Linked DNA regions of Homo sapiens: region 2 is linked to region 1. A link is a contact called in ENCODE Hi-C or POLR2A ChIA-PET data. All regions are on one chromosome and are shown on one strand. Each heading gives the region's core, a stretch centred on a gene start or an enhancer-like site at or near the end of the contact. The rest is flanking DNA. Distances are from core to core; before and after follow the strand shown. Region 1 overlaps LOC105369896 (a long non-coding RNA gene). Region 2 has its middle 100 kb from the start of LINC02404.

What was found. A loop is a pair of places that touch in the nucleus more often than their neighbours do. ChIA-PET counts read pairs that join two places held with the same protein, here RNA polymerase II (POLR2A). Pooled maps may share reads with other maps.
Region 2: a map of PC-9 shows a loop between it and region 1 (4-fold over the local background). The contact joins two enhancer-like sites. A Hi-C loop is called at or near these places in 3 of 168 maps with a recorded cell type or tissue (IMR-90, MCF 10A and PC-9), 4 of 37 single-sample maps with no recorded cell type and 9 of 50 pooled maps. POLR2A ChIA-PET finds 5 or more read pairs at or near these places in 3 of 52 experiments (A549, MCF 10A and activated T-cell).

The regions. Positions count from the first base shown.
Region 1 is chr12:91,379,974-91,383,340 of GRCh38, forward strand. All of the region lies in intron 4 of LOC105369896 (a long non-coding RNA gene), which reads right to left. Among named protein-coding and RNA genes, the nearest start is that of LINC02823, 55 kb to the left of the region's middle. RefSeq lists enhancers at 919-1,752, 1,753-2,584. Within about 2 kb of position 1,503, at least 20 of the 41 ENCODE cell types and tissues checked have a DNase peak (open chromatin) inside an H3K27ac peak, as active enhancers do.
Region 2 is chr12:91,773,283-91,776,649 of GRCh38, forward strand. No RefSeq gene overlaps it. Among named protein-coding and RNA genes, the nearest start is that of LINC02404, 100 kb to the right of the region's middle. Within about 2 kb of position 1,478, at least 2 of the 41 ENCODE cell types and tissues checked have a DNase peak (open chromatin) inside an H3K27ac peak, as active enhancers do.

The DNA of each region.
Region 1 (3,367 bases), core at 253-2,752:
TATGCCATAGCAAACAAATAAGAATCATGCTGGGTCTCAATTTATCAGATTCCTTTAATTTACTAAGACTGCATATTAAACTAAATTGTTAGCAGCTGGTTGACTACCTCAACCTAACTCAACTCCTGGGAGCAATTACAGAGCTTCTCAAAATCTGTCCCTGTGTGCATCAAATTGATGTTGGAAAGAAAAAGATACCTCTTTCTAAAGTACTTTATTTCAGCCTTTCAAATTCACCTTCTGAAACCTAGGTGACATTCCTTCTAAACACTGTATACGGTATTGCTTAAGACAAGGAAAGTTTTCCCCCAAAACTATTTGTGCTCCCTTCACTCTGGTAGAATTTTTGGTAAGTTCTTTGGCCTATGCCCACCATATACTAGGCCGCCCTTGCTCACAGAAGGCCACAGCAAACCCCTTCTGCAAGCCCACGATGGAATCGTAAATCTTTACAACTTATTGAAGTCTTCCAGATTTTTAAATATGCCCATGATCCAGACTTTTTGCTTGCATGTTTAAATGGTTGCCTGATGGCTTGCAACAAGAAGTAGAAAGGCATTTTTCTTAAAATAAGCAAACAACCATGGCAAATGAGGTCATATTCCCAAGCTTGAATAATAAATATTGCTAAAATCTACAACCTGAAACATATTTTAAGAATTAGACATAGATTTGGGTTTTTTCTTTCTTTTTCAGGAAGGGGTCTCCCTTGCTGCCAATAAAAATTGCTTTGTGTTGTAAAATTTGGGTTCAGCTTGTCTCCTCCTTATATAAGCCCAGTTGAATAGACTGCTGAGGGAAAATCAAAGTTTAAGAGCCTGGCTTTTCCCGTTTGGCAACTTTCATTTCCTGATAATATCGGATAATTAACAAATTGTGTGTTTTAATGCCCTGTCTCTTGAAGCGCATTTGGGAAAAATACTTCTTGTGCCCTCTGAGTAATGGCTTAAATGGAAGAACATGCTCAAAAGAATGCTTTTTCTCAATGCATGAAACACACTCAGCATTTATTATTTTAATTGCTACACATCATGTGTATACTCGTTCGTGTAATTATATACATATTTAAAGGGCAAGAGGAAAAGATTATTTTAGGACTCTATAATTCATTATGAGCAAGGCATTGAAAATTTCTAACTCAAGATGAAAATTCATAAAAATTCTTTGGCAAAAACACCTTAGTATTCTCAATACGGTAACTGACTTTTTTTTTTTTGCGTTATGAAATAACTAGATACTACCGTGCGTTGCTTTTGGATAAAAGGGGAATGCTGTTTCTTAGCCTTTCTGTCTCTTTACTAAATGGATAATTCAGGACTGGGAAATGCAGCTCTAAGTTTGTTGTTTACGAAAAACACATGCTAATGTAACAGCGTATGAGGAATTAAAGAGAAAATGTCAAACGCGCCTTGACATCCAAAATGCATTTAGCTGTTGGCTTTTACTACAGGGCCTTTCACTCTCCAGCCGACCCCCTCCAAGACCAAGTGTTTTTGCGTGTTGGGCTAAAAATAGCCAGCCAAGCCTAACAACTAGCTTCTGATTGGCTCAGAGCAAAGGCCACTCAGCCAATAAGAGCTTCTGGGAACAAAAGCAATTCTTTTGTGTGAGATACTCAACCCACGTCAAAACAGCTTCAGGCTGTAGAAATGATTTTGGTTGAGCTTTAACAAGGTAATAATGCATTTCAGCCCTCTGAAAGGTTTGAAGCGGAACAAAGGGAGTAGTGAAATCTACAAAACAAATGGAGCGCTCAAGGCTTTCATGGGATGAATCATCCGGGTGCCTGAGCTACAAACAGTTGCAAGCTCAGAAAAGAAAAAGCGCTAGGATTTTCTTTCTTTCTTCCTGAGATTTTAACTTATTTTTCAAGCGAAAAACAAAACAAAACAAAAACAAAAAACTAACGAAAAGCCATCAAAGGCGTTGTATCTTGACTATGCCCAAATTTGTTATTATGCTTATTTGATGATGAATAAAAAGCAATTCTTCCACGGTTCCCTTAAATCTCACAAAGAGAAAACAAATGTATGTGTAGTAGATAGTAGGTAGTAAAGCTCCCGAAACTTTGGGCTTTCGTTTTTGGGCACCAAAAGCAGCCCATGTTTTCAGAGTAAAGGCAGGTCTTGATTAATGCTGTGATAGTTCTCAAGGTAAGCAAATTACAGCAGCACTTGATTGGAGAAAAGCATTGAAGTTTTGGAGGTTTTGGCCACTTTCAAGGCATTGTGCCTCTAGGGGTCGCTGTTGGACAGCGGACGAACCTCTTCAGGGCATCCTTCCCCCTTTAATAGTCACTAAAAGAAGAAGCTTAGTAGGCGCCTTTCAGGTAGAACAAAAGGGAGTGGGGAGTCAGTGTTTGAGACCCTTGAGCATGGTTTATGGTCATCACTATGGGACAAAGCATCCCATAACAATGCAGATTACTTTATATGGAAATGAAATGCCATAAAGGACAAAATGTTGCTACAGTAACCACTGAAAATGTTACATAACACATAGGAGCTCATAGGCCATTTCATGGCCTTAAACTGGCTTTATTGTATGGAAAATAATTAAAAGATGATGTGGTGCTTTATAGGCTTCCTTTTTAGGAAACAGAAGGACCCACACTTTAACCTCTCACATAGGAAACCTGTATAGGTTACCAAGTCCTGAAGTTGGCAGAGAAATACAGGTCACAAACAGACTGTTCCCATGTTCTCCTCCCAGAAAACTATGGATTCAATGTAACTTTTTCCCTTGAATATAGCTTTTATGATAAACAATTAGTAAATGAATCCTTAATTAAGCTTTATTCCTGGTGTGGCACAACAAGACCTAAGAAAATCAAACATCTCAGTAAAACTGAAACATATTTTTATTATCTGATTGGTTATAATCAAGAAGCAATATTTCTGTAACAGTTACCTGTCTAAGGAAATGCATAATCTGTCATAAAATATTGCATTCATCAATTATTGGCCCCAGCTGCATTTATGAGCCTATAATCTTTTGCCATAAAACATGGATGTTGGGGAGAGGGGCTGTAGAGAGGAGTATCATATTCATTAACCAATACTACAGAAACTAAAAGTGGTAGTAGACCCTTTTTTTTCTATTGCATTCAGTTTATAATAGTTTCCTTTGACAATAATAATTATAATAATAAAAGAAAAAGAAAAATCCACCTAGGAATTGTATTCCTAAACAACGAAATCTCCAGATGACTACGGATATGTAGTTTTCAACATGCAATATCTGGAAAGAATGTGGGTTCTGTTTCTTTGCAGTAATTCTGTGTGTTTTATAGTCTTTGCTTTATCATCCTGGCCTAGAGCCAGTTAAAGAAATTCATCACCAAATGTGCAACAACCCATGAGAGGGA
Region 2 (3,367 bases), core at 228-2,727, 390 kb after region 1:
GGGACACAAATCCAAACCACATCACAGTTTCATTGGCATATTCTTTAATTAAATAAGTAAAATCAATAATCAAATCACTGTTGTGTATCTTGGGAAGGAAGCCTGAGGAAGGAAGGCATCCTGCACCATGTAGCTTAGTTTCTTTAAAAGGCAATTGTAAGGTCAACATCTACTTAAACTTTACAATTTACTGAGTAATGTCGAATTCAACATGGAGATTAAGATTCCTTTATTAGCATATGGCCACAAAAGCTTTCTGCTAATAAGGGTTTATTAAATGTGACTTATTTGAATTTGTAGCCAGGGCCCTGATCCTAAATTGTAAGCCCGCAAGGAAGGCTCTAGAAAAGACATTCTAATTAAACATGCCACATCAAGAGTGTGTCACAATGTGCCTCCAGGAATACTTGCTTCTAGGGCTTGTGAGGTCCCAGAGATAACAGGGGCTTCTGAGCATGCACTATGCCTTCATCATTGCATATGATTCAGTCTCCAAAAACAATTACATTTTTAGAAGTTATAATCTCCCTTTGGAAAAAAAATATTTTCCAAAACAAGGTACACAGACCTTGAGCACTGATTTATGCCTTTTTCCTTTCAAAAAGGCTAGGGTGGGAAGGTGGGAGTGGGCTGAGGAGAGAGAGTTTAACTTTAGAAATGTACTCAATTCCCAGTTGCCACATTTGTTTCCTTCCCAGCCTGAATTTCTGTGACCAGTCATAAAAGGTACAGTCAACCCATCCTAAGTAACAAATGCTGGAAACATTTATTATACCTAGTTCTTTAAATTATGAAAATGGAAAGTACATAAAATTTTCTACGCAAGTGCTTCTGTGATTTACTTCTCGAGCATCCTGAGCTAAATAGGCACTGAATGGGTTCTACTGCTGAGTTACACACATCAAAATTTAATTAAATCTCTGACCTAACATCCCCCTGGTTTCATTGATTAGGGAAGTCACGGGTGGACCACGTCATTCTCAGGAGGTTTATGCAATTGTGAATTCTGAGGAGTCTCTCTCTCTCTGTATATATTTTTTTGCCTGAGTGTTCTTTTCAGGTCTCATTAGATTATTATGAGTGTTATAGCTGTGCTAATCTTTTTCCAAGAAATGAACTTTTAAAATTGCACATTTTTTAAAGTGACTTCTGGAGTTACCATGGCAGCTTCATTATAATACACAGAGATGAACATTATCACAGCTATGCCTGATCTATCCAGGGTTGTCAGGAAATGAGAATTCTGCATAAAGTGCATTCTCCGGTAGGGTTTGTAAAACTTGCCAGATAAAAAGCAGAGACTTTCGCTTTAACAGTTTTACATGAAAAGCTTTCTATCATGTACTACGTGCTGCTCTGTTTCTTTAAATGCATTCTTGATGACTCAAGGTCTCTGTTATCAACAATTTACTGTGCTGTTGCGTTTTTGGCTCCTTTTTTGGACTCAGAGTGCCAGCTGCTTGTAATGACCAGGGACAGAAAGAATCATTTAAGACCCTATGAGAGTAGTTTTGCCTTCCACCACCTAGCAAGGATAGATTTATACCGATATGCCACCTACATAGTCCAGGTGTCTTGTGTCTTGCTGGGGGCTTGGCACCCGGAAATGGCAGATGGGTACTGAGATGCAATGTGGTTAGTTCCTGGATCATTTTTCTAGAAGCAAAGCTTTAATTTTGTACTGGCTTCTTGACCCTCATAGTCTAAGATATCCACCACTGCTTGCTCCTCTTAGATTTACCATATGCTGATGGACTACTCCTTAACTGCTGTGAATTGAGTTCTTTAAGTAATTCCCTACACAGAAATTTCTATGGTTCTGAACTAGGGGCTAGGACTCAACATTCATTATGACACTTAAGGTAAAGTTTCCATTTAACATTTATAGACTTCAGTTTTCTCTAAAATAGTGTTATTAAGACAAAATATTATACATGTGGAATGTATAGTGCAATCTCTAACTCACGAGAACAATTCAATAAATGAAAACAACTGGTCGGGCACGGTGGCTCATGCCTGTAATCCCAGCACTTTGGGAGGCCAAGGCGGGCAGATCATGAAGTCAAGAGATTGAGACCATCCTGGCCAACATGGTGAAATCCCGTCTCTACTAAAAATACAAAAAAATTAGCCGGGTGTGGTGGTGCACACCTGTAATCCCAGCTACTTGGAAGGCTGAGGCAGGACAATCGCTTGAACCCGGGAGGTGAAGGTTGCGGTGAGCCAAGATCGTACCACTGCAATCCAGCCTGGTGACAGAGAGAGACTCCATCTCAAAAAAAAAGAAAAGAAAATAAAAGAACCATATGTGTAGAACTTGATAAAGGTTGTGGATAAAATGATTAATAAAAAGTTATAGTGTATAGACTATATTAGGATCTTGAAGTTTTATTTTGGTATCAGCATCGAGCTGCCATGAAATGACTATTGACCTGTCCAGGTGGCATCTTTTTTATGCTTGTTGGTGTGTATAAAGTCTGCTAGTAAGAAATTAGTTGATTCCGCCCTATAAACATTTTTAAATAAAATTAGAGATTGCAGGTGTCTAACAGAATGCATTGAGCACAAATTCTGGTGTTGGCTTAGTAAAAAGATTGTGACTTTGACTTCAGAGAGAGGCAAGTTCAGTTCTTGCCCGAACCACAAAAACAGCTTCCTAACCTTGGAGCTTGGCTCTTATAATCTCAGATCCTCTCTTTTCTTATCCCTAAAGTAACGATGATAATACCTCCTTCTAGGATTAGAAAAAAATAATAAAGTTTTATACATAATAAGCACATAATAAAGTTATTGTAATGAATTTAGTTTCTAGAGGTTATTATTATACATTTAAAATAAGAATGTACTTAATGTGGATTCAGATGCCACAGAAAAATAAAATCTGAGTTCACATGTAGCTGAATGCTTGGGTCACTAGAAACACTAATCATAGAGCAAGGTTCCCCACTATTGCTAAAGCAGTGGATCATCAACCACATTACAAGTTAGAAGAAGGGCATTACCCTCCCCTGCTTGCTCTTCCTTAATGTCAAAAAACAATAAATACATAGAAGAGACTGACATCCATTATCCTCTGGCCAAAAGAATCAAGCCTTCCCTGCCTTTTCCTGCTTTTCTAGTTTCCTTCAAATTTCCCTCCAAACTGATCTTAAAATTGCAACCAACCCTGCTCTCTGGCTCTTATCGCTTCCAGTCTAATATGCAATTTACTTTTCCTTTTGGTATTTATTTTCTGTGTTCTCCTCACAAACATGTAAGTTCCACAAGAATACAGATTTTTATTCACTGATGTATTTCAAATACCTAAAACAGTGCCTAGTATTGAGTAATATTTATTGAATATAGAAATAAAGTTTTAGTATTGTTT